Regions from separate parts of the Homo sapiens genome. Here region 2 is linked to region 1. Evidence: read pairs that join two places in POLR2A ChIA-PET (ENCODE). Cell type or tissue: HepG2. All regions are shown on one strand. Links, peaks and the distances in the headings refer to the core of each region. The heading gives the core; the rest is flanking DNA.

What was found. Peaks named below come from ENCODE experiments on the same cell type or tissue, not always from the same donor. Only the 100,000 strongest peaks of a DNase experiment are listed, where the experiment ranks them.
Region 2: POLR2A ChIA-PET joins it to region 1 with 5 read pairs; 5 of 35 experiments call an interaction of 5 or more read pairs at or near these places.

What each region holds. Positions count from the first base shown.
Region 1 is chr2:127,896,165-127,905,669 of GRCh38, forward strand. No RefSeq gene overlaps it. Among named protein-coding and RNA genes, the nearest start is that of AMMECR1L, 15 kb to the left of the region's middle. In HepG2, for the core only: no CTCF peak of the experiment used is centred there; no DNase peak of the experiment used is centred there; H3K27me3 peaks cover 434 bases.
Region 2 is chr2:127,980,270-127,989,774 of GRCh38, forward strand. SAP130 (Sin3A associated protein 130) reads right to left here. Exons shown (of 21, transcript NM_001330301.2): 13 at 9,295-9,505; 14 at 6,516-6,693. Among named protein-coding and RNA genes, the nearest start is that of SAP130, 43 kb to the right of the region's middle. RefSeq lists an enhancer at 5,696-6,196. In HepG2, for the core only: a CTCF peak has its summit at 4,252; DNase peaks (open chromatin) are centred at 4,472 and 5,222.

The DNA of each region.
Region 1 (9,505 bases), core at 590-8,589:
CAGTAGTTAGAAATCCACAGGGAAAAAAAAACTGTGGCCTAAACCTCACACTTTCTATAATAATTCAAAATGGGCTGGGTGTGGTGGCTCACGCCTGTAATCCCAGCACTTTGGGAGGCTGAGGTGGGCAGACCACGAGGTCAAGAGATTAAGACCAGCCTGGCCAACATGGTGAAACCCCTTTTCTACTAAAAATCCGAAAATTAGCCGGGTGTGGTGGTGCGTGCCTTTAGTCCCAGCTACTCGGGAGGCTGAGGCAGGAGAATTGCTTGAACCCAGGAGGCAGAGGTTGCAGTGAGCCGAGATAGCCTGGTGACACAGCGAGAATCCATCTCAAAAAAAAAAAAAAAAAATTCAAAATGGATTGTAGCTTTAAATGTAAAAAATAAAACTATGAAACTATGAGTGGGACCTCATCAAAACTTTTGCTCTGTGAAAGTCCCTCAAAGAGGACAAAAATACAGGCTACAGAGAAAATACTGATAAAGGACACATATCTACAATATATAAAGAACTCTGAAGACAGTAAAAAAAACAAGTGATCCAATTAGAGAATGGACAAAAGGCTTGCAGAGACATTTCACTGAAGAGGACATATGGAAGGAAATTAAGCATGTGAAAAGTTGCATCACTAGTAATTAGCAAAATGCGAATTAAGATCACACTAAGATGTTACTACACATCTTTCAGAACAGCTGAAATAAACCTTGGTAATACTGAATGTTGGCAAGGATGTGCAGAAACGATCCTTCATAGACAGCTGATGGGAATGGAAGACGGTACGACCTTTTTGGAAAATTGTTTGGCTTTTTCTTTCTTTCTTTGTTTTTTTTTTTTTTGAAGCAGAGTCTCACTGTGTTGCCCAGGAGTGCAGTGGTGCAATGTGGGCTCACTGCAACCTCAGTCTCCTGGGTTCAAGCAATTCTTCTACCTCAACCTCACGAGTAACTGGGATTACAGGCGTGTGCCACCTTGCCCGACTAATTTTTGTATTTTTAGTAGAGACGAGGTTTCGCCATGTTGGCCAGGCTGGTCTGGAACTCCTGACCTCAGGTAATCCGCATGCCTCAGCTTCCTAAAGTGCTGGGATTACAGGCGTGAACCACTGCACCCAGTCTTTTTTTTCTTTTTTTTTTTTTTGAGACAGGGTCCCAATCTGTCCCCTAGGCTGGAGTACAGTGACTTGATCACAGCTCACTGCAGCCTTGAACTCCTGAGCTTAAGCAATCCTCCTGCCTCAGCCTCCCGAGTACGTGGGACTACAGGTGTGTACCACTACACCTGGCTTTTTTTTTTAACTTTTAGTAGAGATGAGGCCTCTCTATGTTTCCCAGGCTGGTCTCAAACTACTGGCCTCCCAAAATGCTGGGATTACAGACATGAGCCACCTTGCCCAGCCAACATTTTCTTAAAACCTAAACATATACTACAATATGACCTGGTAGTTGCACCTCTGGACACTTATCCCAAAGCAATGAAAACTTAGGTCTGCACAGAAACCCTTACATAATTGTTCATAGCAGCTTTATTTGCAATAGTGGAAAACTGGAAAGAGCCCAGATGTCCTTCAACAGGTGAGTTGTTAAACAAGCCAGTACATCCACACCATGGAATACTACTCAGCAACAAGAAGGAATAAACTCTTGATAAACCCAACAACTTGGATGGATCTCAAGGGCATTATGCTGAGTGAAAAAGCCCATTTTGACCTAAAGGGTGTAATTGCCTTTATATAACATTCTTGAAAGGACAAAATTTTTGGAGACCAGATTAGTGGTTGCCAGGAATTAGGGATGGTAGGGAGAAGAGGGTGTAGGTGTGACTATAAAGGCATTGCTCAAGGGAGATCTTTGACCACAGTTGTGGTCACCCTGATCTACCTACGTGATGAAATGACATTGAACTATACACACTATCTCTGCCAGTGTCAATTTCCTGCTTTTGATATAGTTATGGAAAATACAACCAATGGGAGAAAGTGGATTGGTCCATGGGACCAACTGAAAATGCTGTTTCTTTGCAACTTTCAGTGAATCCATAATTATTTCAAAATAAAAAGTGAAAAAACAAAAACAAAACAAAACAAAAAACCTTAGCGAAAAACAAAAGAAATGTAGCTTGCATCGGTATCAGGTAGGAGCAGCTATATAAATTGTGGGGCCACCCAGCCTCGTCTTTGTACCAGGGAGAGCAGAGCAACTCTTATCATTGACGGCAGGAAGTCAACACCAAGATGAGTTTAAATAAACAGACCTTATTAAAATAGCCCTTAACTTCCCCAATCTATTTCCTGGTCACTTTCCCACAGTTTATCATCTTTGAAGCCCAAATCCTCTCTCCTCTGTTAAAAGGGTATAAAGCCTCCAGTATAACCACGTCTTTGAGTTTCACTTCTGTTAATTCCCCTACACGTAATAATAAAAACTATGTGCTGCCGGGCGGAGTGGCTCACGCCTGTAATCCCAGCACTTTGGGAGGCCGAGGCAGGCGGATCACCTAAGGTCAGGAGTTCGAGACCAGCCTGGCCAAGATGGTGAAACCCCATCTCTACTAAAATACAAAAAATTAGCTGGGTGTGGTGGCGCACGCCTGTAGTCCCAGCTACTTGGGAGGCTGAGGCAGGGGAATCGCATGAACCCGGGAGGTGGAGTTTGCAGTGACCTGAGATCGCACCACTGCACTCCAGCCTGGCAACAGAGTAAGACTCCGTCTCAAAAAAACAAGCAAACAAGAAAACAAAAACCCAAAACCAAAACTATGTGCCTTTTCTCCTGTTAATCTGCCTTTTGTTATTTTAATCCACAGGCCCACAGACACTGAACCTAAGACGAAAGGAAAAGTTTTTCCTCCTTGACACCCCTAAAACTACTGTATTATAACAAGCTATATCACTGGATTTTATACTTCAGTCCCATAGACTTCAACTACTTTAGCAGACAGTTACTCCTCAAATTCTTGTTACAAAGGGACACTTTTCTTGAGCTATTTCAGGAACCTTAGCAGGAGGAGGGAACTGTCCCGAGATATCCTAATTAAATACCTTATCACATAATTGTAAAAGAAGCGATTCTAAAAAAATAAATACCCTGGCTAGTGCTGCGTGCGGCACAGCCCAGTAATTCCAGCACTTTCGGAGGCCTAGGCAGGAGGATAGCTTGAGCCCAGGAGTTTGAGACCAGCATAGGCCATATAGGGAGACCTTATCTCTACAGAAAATTTAGGTGTGGTGGTGTGCACCTGTAGTCTCAGCTACCAGGGGATGCTGAGGTGGGAGATTTGCTTGAGTCTGGGACTTCCAGGCTGCAGTGAACCATGATTGCACCACTGCACTCCAGCTTGGGAGGCAAAGCGAGACCCTGCTTCAAAATAAATAGATAAATAAATACCCCCCTTGAATTCTTTTATTACAGGAAAAGAGGCAAGATTGAAGATGTGTTTGAGCATCTGCTTGTTCATTCATGCATTGATTCAAAAGGCTTTTTGAGATGGAGTCTTGCTCTGTTGCCCAGGCTGGAGCACAGTGGCATGATCTTGGCTCACTGCAACCTCTGCCTCCTGGGTTCAAGTGATTCTCCTGCCTCAGCCTCCAGAGTAACTGGGACTATAGGCGTCTGCCACCACGCCTGGCTAATTTTTGTATTTTTAGTAGAGATGAGATTTCACCATGTTGGCCAGGCTGGTGTCAAACTCTTGACCTCAGATGATCTGCCTGCCTCGGCCTCCCAAAGTGCTGGGATTATAGGCGTGAGCCACCACACCTGGTCATCAATCAAAAGGCTTTTTTAAAGAAGGTTATAAAAATTGATACATTATGTTTTCTTTTATTAATACCGATTTTAGTTTTGTGAAAGTTGTCAGGATAAAAATGAAGTCACCTGTGTTTTGGAAAACCCTGACACATAGAATCAGAGAAGGCTATGAAGAGAGGGTTCAAGCTTGTCTGCCTGATAACAAAAACTATCACGAAAGACTCTGCAAGCCTGGGCGTGGTGGCTCACGCCTGTAATCCCAGCACTTTGGGAAGCCAAGGTGGGAGGACCACTTGAAGCCTAGAGTATGAGACCAGCCTGGCCAACATGGTGAGACCTCATCTGTATTTTTTTTTTTTTTTTAAGAAAAAAGACTGCAAAAACCACAGCATTGCACAAAGACTGTTGCGATCTTGCACAAAAGATACTTCTGCAGGGACATCTAGGCAGCAACTGCCTGTGTAACCTTGGGCTGGTGCCACCCTACTATTAATCCTTGCGGCCAAGGATCATGAGCTCAAAACAATGTGTAATCATTATTCTTTCCTTTTTTTTTTTTTTTTTGAGATGGAGCTTTGCTCTGTTGCCCAGGCTGGAGTGCAGTGGCATGATCTTGGCTCACTGCAACCTCCGCCTCCCGGGTTCGAGCAATTCTCCTGCCTCAGCCTCCTGAATAGCTGGGATTACAGGCACATGCCACCATGCCTGGCTAATTTTTTTGTATTTTTAGTAGAGACGGGATTTCAACTTGTTGGCCAGGCTGGTCTTGAACTCCCAACCTCAGGTGATCTGCTCGCCTTGGCCTCCCAAAGTGCTGGGATTACAGACTTGAGCCACCGCGCATGGCAAAAACATATTATGTATATATATATATATATATATATATATATATACACACACACATAATTTTATATAGACACAGGGTCTCACTATGTCACCCAGGCTGGTCTTGAGCTCCTGGGCTCAAGCGATCCACCTGCCTTGGCCTTCCAAAGTGCTGGAATTACAGGTGTGAGCCACCGCGCCCGGCCTGTCCAGGGGATTCTAAAGCCACCAAGGTTTGAGAAGCATGAGCTGCTGTTATGGACTGAATTGTGTCTCCCAGCACCACACAATCTGTCGGTTAAAGCCCTAGACCCTAGTGCAACTGTATCTGGAGGTAGGATCTTCAGGAGGTAATTAAGGTTAAATGAGGCCATCAGGGTGGAGCTCTAATCTGACAGGATTGTAGCCTTATAAGAAGAGGAAGGAGTGGCCGGGTGCAGTGGCTCATGCCTGTAATACCAGCACTTTGGGAGGTCAAGGTGGGTGGATCACGAGGTCAGGAGTTCAAGACCAGCCTGGCCAATATGGCAAAACCCTGTCTCTACTAAAAATACAAAATTAGCCAGGCATGGTGGCTTGCATCTGTAATCCCAGCTACTTGGGAGGCTGAGGCAGGAGAATCGCTTGAACCGGGGAGGCGGAGGTTACAGTGAGCCGAGGTTGAACCACTGCACTCCAGCCTAGCCTAGGCAACAAAGTGAGATTCCACCTAAAAAAAAAAAAAAAAAAAGAAGAGGAAGGGAGATATCCCCACCCCAGTCCTGCCCTGTGACGACACAGGGAGAAGGCTGCTGCCAGCAAGCCAGGAAGAGGGTCCTCAGCAGAGCCAAGTTGGCCAGTGCCCTGATCTTGGATTGCTGGCCCCCAGAACTGCAAGAAACGAATGCCTGTTGCTTGACCATTCAGTCTGCAGGATTTTGTTAAAGCAGCCCAGGATGGCCAAGACAGCTTTGGAAATGAAAATGGCCACTGTTCGCTACGGAGAAGAGACCCTCATTCTAGACTTGTGACTCTCCAATTCTGCACTCCCATTTAATTTCCCCAGTGCTCTATTTAGAACATATCCTCAGGGCCTGCCGATGCTAGTCACTCTCTGGAAGCCTTGCTTCTAGAACTCCTGGGAAATTTCAGCTCTGGCACAGACAGCTCTGGCCTTCACGTCAGGAGGCCTGGATTTGTGCCCGAGCTTTGCTGCTTTGCCTTCAAATAAGACTCTTTCCAGCTCTGGTCTCAGTCTCCTCATTTGTAGAATAAAGGAATTGGATTAAATTTAGGGTATTTAACCAAACACCGCATGTTCTCACTCATAGGTGGGAATTGAACATGAGAACACTTGGACACAGGGTGGGGAACATCACACACCAGGGCCTGTCGTGGGGTGGGGGTAGGGGGGAGGGATAGCATTAGGAGATATACCTAATGTAAACGATGAGTTAATGGGTGCAGCACACCAACATGGCACATGTATACATATGTAACAAACCTGCACGTTGTGCACATGTACCCTAGAACTTAAAGTATAATAATAAAAAAAATTTAGGGTTTTTAACTCCTGAGCAGCAAAATCCTCTTTTCAAAAAAAATCTTCTGTGGACTCCAAATATGAATACCCAACAGTAGGCCGGGCGCAGTGGCTCACACCTGCAATCCCAGCACTTTGGGAGGCCAAGGCGGGTGGATCACAAGGTTAGGAGTTCAAGACCAGCCTGGCCAACATAGTGAAACCCCGTCTCTACTAAAAATACAAAAATTAGCTAGGTGTGGTGGTGGGTGCCTGTAATCCCAGCTATTTGGGAGGCTGAGGCAGGAGAATCGCTTGAACCCAGGAGTCGGAGGTTGCACTGAGCCGAGATCGCGCCACTGCACTCCAGCCTGGGCGACATACTGAGACTATGTCTCAAAAAAAAAAACAGTCAGGCCTCCTGAGTGGAGGAAGGAGAAGGGTGCGGCTTCTGGCTCTCTGGCACCTGGGGGCTCCTGAGAAATGGTTCCTATGGCTTGTGGCTGGGGCAGACTTGCCTGGTGCCCGATGTCCTGGCATAGTGAGGAATGACACACGTGTCACTCTGAAAGCCCCTGGGGTGGACACTGGCACATCAGCACAGGATGCCACCCGGCGTGCACCCCACTCTGCCTGCCAGCCATTTCTCAAGTTGGCTTGGCTATTACCGGATGAGAAGGGAACCCCAGAATACACCCAAAACAATCTCTCAAGTTCAAGAAAAACTATGTGGCTGAGCTTCCCCTTAACCGAAAAGGAGTCAGCTAACAAAAGAGAGAGGAATAAAGCCCCAAAGAAAAAAACATAATAAAAAACCCTCAAGGATATTACAAGTGTTCCCTCCATCACTTTATTCAGCCATCAAAAATTATGCTGGAAAGACTCATTCCATGATATGGAAAACTGTGTCTTTGATGTAAGTTTCAGTCAAGAAAGAATAAAAAAATTTATGTACAGTTTTATCACAACTATAAAAAAAGGCATATATGGCTGGGCACGGTGGCCCACACCTGTAATCCCAGTACTTTGGGAGGCCGAGGCGGACGGATCACCTGAGGTCAGGAGTTCAAGAGCAGCCTGGCCAACGTGGTGAAACCCCGTCTCTACTAATAATACAAAAATTAGCTGTGTGTGGTGGCCGGCGCCTGTAATCCCAGCTACTTGAGAGGCTGAGGTAGGAGAATCGCTTGAACCTGGGAGGTGGAGGTTGCAGTGAGCCAAGATCACGCCACTGCATTCCAGCCTGGGTGACAGAGCAAGACTTTCTCAAAAAAAAAAAAAGAAAAGAAAAGAAAAGAAAAAAGGCATATATACACTTTATTTTTATTTATTTATTTTTTTAAAGACAGGATCTGGCTGTGTCTCCCAGGCTGAAGTGGCCAATCTTGGCTCACTGCAACCTCTGCCTCCCAGGTTCAAGTGATCCTCCCATCTCAGCCTCTCGAGTAGCTGGGACCACAGGCATGCGCCACCACACCTGGCTATTTTTTAAATTTTTTGTAAAGATGGGGTTTCACTATGTTGCCCAGGCTGGTCTTGAACTCCTGGGCTCAAGCACTCGGGCTGCCTTGGCCTCCCAAAGTGCTGGGATTACAGGTGTGAGCCACCATGCCCGGCCATTTACATATTTTAAAGAGACAGAAGGAAACAGAATAATGGCCACAAACAAGGGCTTTGTGGAGACCCAAGATCAAAGTCCCATCTCTGCAATTTTATTAGTTGTATGACTTGGGGCAAGTCAGTTCCCCACAATAAGTCTCAGTATTCGCACCTGAAAAATGGGTACAGATGGTAATGGAGACAGAACATCACAACAGTGTTGGCTGCACACATAACAAGTAATAGCAGCTCTATTGCTATGAGTGATGATAAGATATTACTAGTGTTTATCCCTGCATAAGGTTTTAAGAGACTTATTTGTCCTCTCAATTCCTATAATGGGCATACATTTATAATAGTTTAAAAAGAAAGAAGTTAAAAGAAGTGCTCTGCCAGGCATGACGGCTCACATCCGCAATCCCAGCACTTTGGGAGGCCAAGGCAGGAGGATCACTTGAGACCAGAAGTTCAAGACCAGCCTGGGAAAAATAATAAGACCTCATCTCTCCAAAAAAATTTAAAAATTAGCCAGGCGTGGTGGTGTGCGCCTATAGTCCCAGCTACTCGGGAGGATTGCTTGAGCCCAGGAGTCCGAGGCTACAGTGAGCTATGATTGTGCCACTGCACTCCAGACTGGGTAAGAGAGTGAGACCCTGTCTCTAAAAACAAAAGGAAGTGCTCTAGGAAGAAATGCTGTGCCTGTATGAGAACCTGTCTTCCTGCCAGAATGAGAAGAGCCCAGAGCCTGCAGCACTCTGGAAGGAGAAGCAGGGTGCTCTGGGCTCCGGACTCTGGAGTTAAGTTGGAGGCAGGGGATGTGACAGTGCATGCACAAGCCAAGGGCAGGTGATGGCAACAATCCCCACTTGCTCCTTTCACTTAGAAATAAATTGTGGGGGCCGGGCTCGGTGGCCCGCGCCTGTAATCCCAGCACTTTGGGAGGCTGAGGCAGGCGGATCACCTGAGGTCAGGAGTTCAAGACCAGCCTGGACAACATGGTGAAACCCCATCTCTAAAAAAAATACAAAAATTAGCCGGGCTGGTAGTGTGTGCCTGTAATCCCAGCTACTCGGGAGGCTGAGGCAGGAGAATCGCTTGAACCCGGGAGGCGGAGGTTGCAGTGAGCCAAGATTGCACTGCTGCACTCTAGCCTGGGTGACAGAGTGAGACTCTGTCTCAAAAAAAAGAAAAAAAGAAGCAAATTGTGGAGTAGTCCAACTAATTGGAGGGAGTAGCTGTCTACGGACAGTGAAAAAAAGTAAAACCAAAAAAGCCCAGTGAAAGCGGAGGTAAAACAGGGGAACGTGAGAGATGTGATCCAACTCATGGCCCCGTGGGAGGGCAGCGCTCCCGAACCCAAGCTGAGCTGGTGTTCATAGGCACCCAGTGCTGGGCTCACAGCATCTGGCAAATATTAGGCAAGCTGACAGGAAAACACTGATGTTGGATCTGACAGGTGTATTCATTTGCTACTGTGGTTTAACCAGCAGAAATTTATTTTTTTCACTGTGCTGAAACTGGAAGTAAAAGAGAAAGGTCTCGGCAGGTCGGTTTTTCCCGAGGCCTCTGCCCTCGGTTTGCAGCTGGCACCTTCTTGCTGTTCCTCACACAGTCACCCTTGGATCTGTGTGGTGTCTGTGTCCTAATCGCCCCTGCTTACAAGGCCACCAGCTACACTGGACTACCCGCTCACATGATCTCATTTTACCTTACTTATCTCTTTAAAGCCCCGTCTCCAAATACAATCACACAGTGGGGTACTAGGGCTGGGAATGCCACATGTGAATTTGGGTGGGGAGGCAGGTCCGTCAAGAACAACAAGCATAACCAG
Region 2 (9,505 bases), core at 1,028-9,027, 85 kb after region 1:
ACCCCCAACACTGGCCAAAAACTAACCAAACCAAAAACAAATTTAAAAAAAAGAACCTAATGCGAAACATCACTATAAACCGACAGAATGACCAAACTCACAAAGACTGCCCAGAACAAGTGTTGGTGAGGATGAAACAATGATTACTCCTGGTGAGAGTGTAAATGGGTAAAACCACGCAGAAAACCATGCTCCATGAAAGTTTAAAACAAGCACACCCTATGACATAGCAAATCCCTCAGTATTTAACAGAAACGTACTCATGCATGAATCAAAAGTCATGCACAAAAATGTTCAGGGTATCATTACAGGAAAACATGGAAGCAACCCAAATAACCATGGATAAAACACGGTACTGTTATACATGGTATTTTATACAATTAAAAAATTACAATCAAGGCCAGGTGCTCACGCATGTAATCCTAGCACTTTGGGAGGCTGAACCAGGTGGAATGCTTCAGCCCGGGAGTTCGAGACCAGCCGGGGCAACATGGTGAAATCCCATCTCTACTAAAAATACAAAAACTGAGGTGGGAGGATCACCTGAGCCTGGGGAGGTAAATGCTGCAGTAAGCTGTGATCGCGCCACCACAGTCCAACCTGGGAGACAGAGTGAGACCCCCATCTCAACAACAACAACAACAAATTCATAGGCAATAATGCAGATGAATTACATAAAACCGAGTGATGAAAGTCAGACTCACACAAAAAAATGCACATCATATGATTCTATCTATCCATTGGTTAGTTACCTTTGGGAAAAGATGTTGGTAACTGTTAAGGTCACCACGACCAGACCATTTCCTTCCCCTCCCACAGGCCTTACAATACAGTCCCTTGCACTCTCCTCACAGCTACCCGAGGGCAAAAGACAAACCCCCACCCCACCCTTCACTGACCCCTCCAGTAACTGTCCAGTTACAGGATGCGGTTAACATGTCTGTTCACCTCGCACAACAAAGCTGGCAAAAAACATCTCCAGGATGCGGGTAAAGACACCTGTACCCGACTCAGCACTCCCACCCTGACCCAGTCCTCCTGCACCCCCAATTCAGCTCCCCCACCCCAACCCAGTCCTCCTGTACCCTCGACTCAGCTCCCTCACCCCGACCCAGTCCTCCTGCACCCCCGACTCAGCTCCCGCACTCCGACCTAGTCCTCCTGCACCCGACTCAGCTCCCTCACCCCAACCTAGTCCTCCTGCACCCCCGACTCAGCTCCCTCACCCCGACCCAGTCCTCTTGCACCCCTGACTCAGTTCCCCCACCCCGACTCAGTCCTCCTGCACCCCTGACTCAGCTCCCCCACCCCGACCCAGTCCTCCTGCACCCCCGACTCAGCTCCCTCACCCTGACCCAGTCCTCCTGCACCCCCGACTCAGCTCCCCCACCCCGACCCAGTCCTCCTGCACCCCCGACTCAGCTCCCCCACCCCGACCCAGTCCTCCTGCACCCCCGACAGCTCCCTCACCCCGACGCAGTCCTCCTGCACCCCGACTCAGCTCCCCTACCCCGACCCAGTCCTCCTGCACCCTCGACTCAGCTCTCCCACCCCGACCCAGTCCTCTTGCACCCGACTCAGCTCCCCGACCCCGACCCAGTTCTGGCCCTACAAAACCCTGCTATAGTCTGTAAGGGGGGCTGCCTCCTCTAACTGTGGTGGAGCAGCCAAGCAGCTCAATAAAGCTTGCTTGCCTGACTTTGGGTCTCCTCATCCTTTCTCTTGGCTGACCTTACAGTAACATTGTTTCTTGACCTATACAGTGGTTGGACACTGTTTATTTTGAGACTATACATGCGTCTGTGACATTTTCTATATACTTCCATGAAAATGATGAAAAAAAGACGGACAGAAGAACTGGACACAGCAAACACAGACAATTTCTTTTTACAAAGAAGAGCAAAAAAAAAAAATTTAGGGTGGTAGATAGTAGAGCAAAGTGAGCTCAACAGAAGGATATTTCATACAGAAGAAATGACGGCATGTTTATACTGTTTATGTGAATGATCTACTAACAAGAAAAAGCTGAGGCCGTAGGAGAGAGGGGGAGAAGAACTAGAGCATCATTCTTGAATAGACAAGAGAGGAGGAGACAGGGCATGTTGGAGAGGAGCCCATAGAGCTTGTCTAGAGGAACAGACAGAGGCAGGACATGGGGTACTGCCACCGTAAGTATTATAGATGTGATAGCTGCAGACTGTGGAAGTTGTCTTTTGATTTTCTTTTTCTCAAAAAAGGAGCAATTTGTCGACTAACAGTGAAGACGGAAGAAGCCTGGGAGTTTTGAGAGAAGGAAACGTAAAATAGTTATCTGGAGTGGTGCAAGAGAGTATACTTTGATGGGCTGCTTTAAGACCTTAGTGCGTCTGCGAGGCTAAGCAAGACCAGTTGGCAAAGTGGCTTTCCCTGCTGCAATTTGCTGTACATGTGCCAGCGTAAATGAAGCAGAAAGTTGGATTTAAGTCTGGTTTTGACAAAGCGAAGTGGGATGGGGGTTAAGGAAATGACTGCAAGTGACCACAGACTCTGAATCAGGAAGAGCAGAGAAAGAGGCCATGAGAGGCAGTGAAGAACATGAAAAGGTGGATCAATGGACTGGAGGCTGCTGGGGTCCCTCTGGAGCTGGAGTTCCATTGGGAGGGAGGTGGGAAGAAAGAAGATGGGCTAGGGGCATGGGAGCACAGAGACAAGGTCAGGAAGGCTCACTGAGCTTATGTGCTAAGTGCCCAAACTGGTGGGGAGGGTGGAGGCAGGAGAAGCATTCAAGCACCTGAGGGGCCAGGGAGCTGGAAAATCATTTCTGATCATTAAAGGTGAAGAGAGGGTTCCACTATCACTAAAAAGTGCCAGACATCATGTCCTTCCAAAAGGCATACAGATACACCTGCAAAATCTAACTTGACTCTGCGCCTCTAGATCTGCCCTGCCCAACAAGAAGGCCATATGGTACTACTGAGCAACTGAAATGTGGCAAGCGCAACTCAGGAACAAAATTTTTAATGTTATTTCATTTTAATTAATTTGAATTTTATAATGGATACTCGATCCAGTTACTGAGAAACTTTTTATTGTCTGGAATAACTTGGCTATGTGAAACTACTTTTTCAACTGTACATTTTATGAAATCTAAATACAGATCAAGTGCTTTTGAGGAGAAATGGTCTGAAAATGGCAGTGAGGCATGACAAGGACACCCTGCCTACCTCCAGGCTGAGTGACAGTAGGGATGTGGAAGAGAGGCAGGGACCACTTTAGACAGCTGCAGGGCAAGTTGAGTCCCAGGTTTAAAGCAAGAAGGCGTGGAGAAAGAAGAGACAAGGGCACTGGGGTGGAGGTTGGAGTGTCATGTGATGACAGGCTGTGAATTAGAGGGCACAGTACAAGGGTCTTTGGGAGGAAGTACGGGAGAAGCAGGCACATCTCTTTGTCTCCAGTGCTGCCAAATTTCAAAATACTGGCCTGAGTTTATTGCATCCATTGAATACTGTGCAGGGCATTTCTGTAACCAGGAAACTCATTTCTTTCAGTTTTGGTAATTTTCTATTACTTTGTTGTTTTTTTTTTTTTTTTTTTTTTTAAACATTTATCTATGTATTCAGAATCACACACAAGTTACCTTTACAGTTCAATTTACTATATAGAAATCATTGGGTTTTATATTTGCAGTTAACTTTTGAACTGAGATTACAATATTATAACAAACTCCTTACTTTGTAATCCCTGTTCCTTTTCTCTGATCTCTCTTGTTGAAACCCATTACCTGGAGGCTGGATTTCCTGACCTGGTTCTTTTTATTGTTGTTTTAAATTTTCTCCTATCGTTTTCTCCAATTTTCTTGTCTTTTTGTTCCACGTTTGAGATTTCTTCAATTTTATCTTCCAACTCTTCTACTGATCTTTCAATTTCTGCTATCTTATTTCAGGACCGGTTCTTTTCTCCTCTGAATGTTCTTTTTGCATAGCACTGTGTTACTGTTTTGTGGATGCAACCTTTTCTTTTGTCTTTCTGAAGGCATCACGGATACTGTTTGCTTATCCTTGCTCATTTGTTTTGTGTTTTATTCTCCCTGCCAGGCCTCTACATCTTCCAAGGTGCTTTGGGCATGTATTTATTGTGGTTTCTGTCTTCCACCGTTAGAGGTCCCCTCAGATATGTGCCTATCTTTGGTTGTATGTTCATGATTAAGAGTCGGGGAGAGGGACTGAAATGCTGGCTGGGAGCTCTGAGCTTTGGAAGGGCATGTCTACTATGAGGTCCACTGTAGGGTAATCTAACCCTGTCCTTAAGGAAGCCCTAGTGTCAGTATCTTTAGAGCTTCCCCTTGGGCTGGATAGACTCCCCAGAAGGAAAGTAGAGTCCTCTTCTCATTTTCTATCTAGAATCAAGTTCACCTGCCAGAGTTCTATCAGCTGAAAGCAGGGAGTGGACTGGGAAGTGTTCAGCACTCCACACACACACGGTGAGTCACAATCTCTTTCTGGTAAAATACTCATGACCTCTATAGTGCTGGGTGACCCTAGCGGACCATCTGCAGAGTTTGAACTTTCAGGCTCCTGCTAAAGTCGGGAAGGGGCAGTACACCACATGGCATAGGTAGAAAATGGGATTCTGGGCTCTAACTTTAACACTTTTCAAACTCAAAGGTTTTAACTTATCCTCCTTAAAGGACAGAGCCCCTTCCTTCGCCCCCAGGATTTGCCTGTTGTTGGTCCTTTTGAAGATTTTCCAATTTTAAAAGAGGATGGTTCTCAACTTTCCCCTACGCAAGCTTCACATTTAGCTTTCTCAGAGCCAGGACGCCATCGCGTGATGGTCTGCTTCCCAGCTTCAGTTGCTACTGTGTCCTCTCCTGTTCTCCCCATCCTTGTGTGTTTACAACTTTTTTGAAAAAAAGTTATATAGGGTTATGAGACAGAAAGATTTTAGATGTGTGTAATCAATCTGTCATCTTAACCACAAGCTTTGCCTTGTGTTTTTACTAATAAGGTAACTTTGTCATGGACTGACTTATCCTTTAAAAAAGTACAAAGTATTCATAAACAGCAAAGATAGGGACTCTGGTATATGCACAGCTCTGTGCAAATAAAAACCCTGCATGGACCCTAGTCCCAGCAATTTAAGTTTGCACTTGCTTTAATCTTTTGATGTTGATGCTATTAGCTCAGCTGAGCCACAGAAACTCTGCTCTCTGAAACATGTCTGCTCATCTCCCACCTCCAGAATGTTTAACTCAAACAGCACAGCACATACCTTCCTGCCTATGATCCACCAACTGAGAAGCTTACATGGCAACACAAAACACTATCTGCTACCAAATATGACCCTTACTACACTTCAGAATTTGTTTGCCCACAGTGACATAGAAGGGGAGTAGGGAAGTGCTGGGAAGGGGCGGGTCCCTGGTGAGGGCTCCACCCCCAGCCTGTGCCCACGGATCTAGGTGAGGACAGGCATTTTTGTTTTCCTGCCCAAATGTTGCATTTCCCCCAGACCACCCTGGCCTGCTACGCCCTGATCCTGTGCCTGTAAAAACCTCCGAGACCCTAGCAGACAGGCACACAAGTGGCTGGACGTCAAGAGGAACGCATTGGCAAAAGACACAAGCAGCTGGACGGCGAGAGGACAGCAAGGGGAGCATGCCGGTGGAAGAGCACATGACAGACGCTGGCATGCCAGCAGGCCCCCGACCAGCAGAACGACGCAGTTTGGCCAGGGCAGTCAAGAGAGCTGGGGCCGCTCCATCTCCCTTCTGGCTTCCCCCATCTGCTGAGAGCTACTTCTACTCAGTAAAACCCTACACTCATTCTCCAAGCCCACGTGTGATCCCATTCTTCCAGTACACCAAGGCAAGAACCCTGGGATACAGAAAGCTCTCTGTCCTTGCCATAAGGCAGGGGTCTAATTGAGCTGGTTAATGCAAGCCATCTATGGATGGCTAAACTAAAAGAGCACTCTGTAACACATGCCCACTGGGGTTTCAGCTGTAAACATTCACCTCTAGACACTGCTGTAGGGTTGGAGCGACACAGCCTGCCTGTCTGTATGCTCCCCTAGAGGTTTGAGTAGCAGGGCAATGAAGAAGCGAGCCACTCCCACTGTTGCACGCCCTGCGAGGGGGACAAGGGAACTTTTCCCGTTTCAACAGCAACGATTCATGCTGAATGAAGTTTATAGTATGAGTTAAGGTAACTACCTACACAAGCCCAAGAGTTACTTATAAACTACTTTAAAAGTTCTATGATTGAAGTTCCAGAACTAGAGAGAATTAAAGCAGTATGCAACAGATGCTTACAAACTAACACCTCACTGACTCCAGGATTTGTTAAGATCTTACAGTCTCAGCTGGGTAAGGCTCTACTGAATAATCCTGTGGTCAAGTTGTTTTGGAGGAAATTTTAACACACCACAGAAAATGAGAGATGAGTTTGATACCAGCATTAGATAAGAGTGCCTATTATGTATACCAGTTATATCCAGAACCAGAGGTGTCATTCGGCACTACCAGGTCTACTCACCCATCTGTGGCAGGTTTCTTCCGGAGTATGCTTGGCCGTGGCGATGAGCCCTGGGCGGGAGCGTTGGTGCTAGCACTCTGGCTGTGGGTCTGCACCACGGTTGTTGCTGCTGGAGCAGCACTGAATGGATTGCTAATAGGGTTGGCCACAATTGTGGCTCCATCTGCCAACACCACTGCTACAGGAGAGAGGCAACAGGAAAGAACATTGAAGAGAGGGAAACAAAATGCCATAGAAGACATAAATAAAAATGATGAGACCACTAGAATTAGGTATCCATGTTCTAACTGTCCAATTTCAAACTGATAAGGGACAGGAGCACAATGTTCATCCGACAAAGAGCAGATAGCTAAATGGGAGCAGTTACTAAGTCTACTGATGCATGATCCATACCATTATTTTTTCTTTTTCTTTGTTTGAAAGAGAGTCTTGCTCTCTTGCCCAGGCTGGAATACAGTGGTGCAATCTCAGCTCACTGCAACCTCCACCTCCCAGGTTCAAGTGATTCTCCTGCCTTAACCACAAGAGTAGCTGGGATTACAGGCGTGCACCACCACACCTGGATAATTTTTGTATTTTTTAGTAGAGACGGGGTTTCACCGTGTTGGCCAGGCTAGTCTCGAATTCCTGACCTTAAGTGATCCACCTGCCTTGGCCTCCCAAAGTGCTGGGATTACAGGCGTGAGCCACCACACTTGGCCCATACCATTATTTTTTCTTTGCTCTATAATCACAGTTACTAATAAATGAGATAAGGTGAACAAAGTACATAGTATCTAGTATAGTCTCTCACTCTACTAGTTACTTTACATTTTTTACTGATATAATTCTTACCATCATTGTAATTTCCATTTTAGAGATAAGAAAACTGACAGACAAGAAAGGCTTAATACAAGAGCCACAAATAGAAAACACTATCTACCAGCCTGATAGCATGCTCCAATGTACACTTCAAGAAATGTACTCATTCAGTTTTTGTAAAATACCAATCTCTCTCAACCCTCAATAATGGTACCCTCCCCAGTCTATCTTTAGAAACACATTCAACTAACAGATATTTTAACTATACACTTAAAGTTAGCATCAAAATACTGGTGAGCATGAGATCATAATCAGAAAATACCTGTGTTTGACAGTTTTTGACCTATAAAAATGGCAATTTCATAGGAGTCAACTTAATATCATGAGTTTTCTGGCAGGTGCCCTTAAATATGTAGTACACCATCCTACCGGGTGGGTCATCATGGGTAAATTGCATCTCTATCATAGACATTTAGTTTAGTAATAAAAAATCAGAGAGACTTTGATTAAATAGTTGAATTCAAGGTCTACAGAACAATTAAAATTCATAGCTCCAGCCAGGCACAGTGGCTGATGCCTGCAATCGCAGCACTTTGGGAGGACAAGGCTGAAGGATAGCTTGAACTCTGGAGTTCGAGACCAGCCTGGGCAACAAGCAATATCCTGTTTCTACAAAAAATCAAAAATAATTACCCAGGTGTGGTGGCATGCACTTGTAGTCCTTGCTACACGGGTGTCTGAGGCATAAGGACTGCTTGAGCCCAGAAGGTCAAGGCTACAGTGAGCCATGATTGTACCACTGTGTTCCAGCTGGGCAACAGAGTGAGTGAGACCTTGTCTTTTTAAAAAAAAAAAAAAAAAAAAAATCAGTGCCTTGGCTGAGAAACAGCCATTTTGTTTTTTTAAACTACATTAGAGAAATGGCTAATCAATAATAATCCAAGTACATGGAATCTTAAATTCAGCCAAAAAAAAAATAACCTAGCTGGTGTAATGACTCATGCTTGTAATCCCAGCACTTTGTGAGGCCAAAGTGAGTAGACTACTTGAGCCCAGGAGTTTGAGACCAGCCTGGGCAACATGGCAAAACTCTGTCTCTATTAAAAATACAAAAATTAGCCAGGCATGGTAGCTTGCACCTATAGTCCCAGTTACTCAGGCGGCTGAGGTGGGAGGATCACTTGAGCCCAGGAGGATGAGGCTGTGGTGAGCCAAGATCACACACCACTGCACTCTAGCCTGGGTGACAGAGTGAGAATCTGTCTCAAAAAGATCTAAATACAGTGACTTATTCCATTTTTCAAAATGTTATTCCACTAGTATTTCTTTTTAAGAATTCATAATATTAGCTAACATCAGCATAAGGTTTTACAGCTTTATGTACAACTCTGAAGAAAATCTTCAATGAGAATACTACTTATAAGGTGAATTTTTTCCCACAACTAGGAGCTTTTAAAAAAGATAACACTTCTCATTATGTTCAAATGAATACTAGGGCTGTTGATGTATACTGTATCTTTTTTTTTTTTTGGAGACAGAGTCTCACTCTGTGGCCCAGGCTGGAGTGCAGTGGCGTGATCTCGGCTCACTGCAAGCTCCACATCCCCAGTTCACGCCATTCTCTCGCCTCAGCCTCCCGAGTAGCTAGGACTACAGGCCCCCGCCACCACGCCTGGCTAATTTTTTTGTATTTTTAGTAGACAGGGTTTTACCACGTTAGCCTGGATAGTCTTGATCTCCTGACCTCGTGATCCACCCGCCTCAGCCTCCCAAAGTGCTGGGATTACAGTGAGGTATATTATTTCTAACGTTTACAGTGACCCTGAAACTCTAAGTTCTAAGCAACTCATATTATTAATACAAAGAAGAAAAGGCCTAGAGAAATTATAAGACGACAAAGCCAGTGGCAGAGAAAGGATTTAAACCCAAATGTATTTCTTTTCTCCAAACCACCTTCTATGCAAAAATTTAAAATTACCTGAAGTCTTTCCTTCAGGCTGAGGCTGCTGAGTACCCATAGGTGCAGGCTGAAGCCCTTGTGTGTTGATTGGGGTTGCTGAGTGAATTCCCTGTGTGCCAAGTGGTGCAGGCTGTATCCCTGGGGTCCCAATGGGGGCCGGCTGGATACCCTGGGTACTGATGGGTGCTGGCTGGATCCCTTGAATATGTCGAGCATGCGATGCATCCAC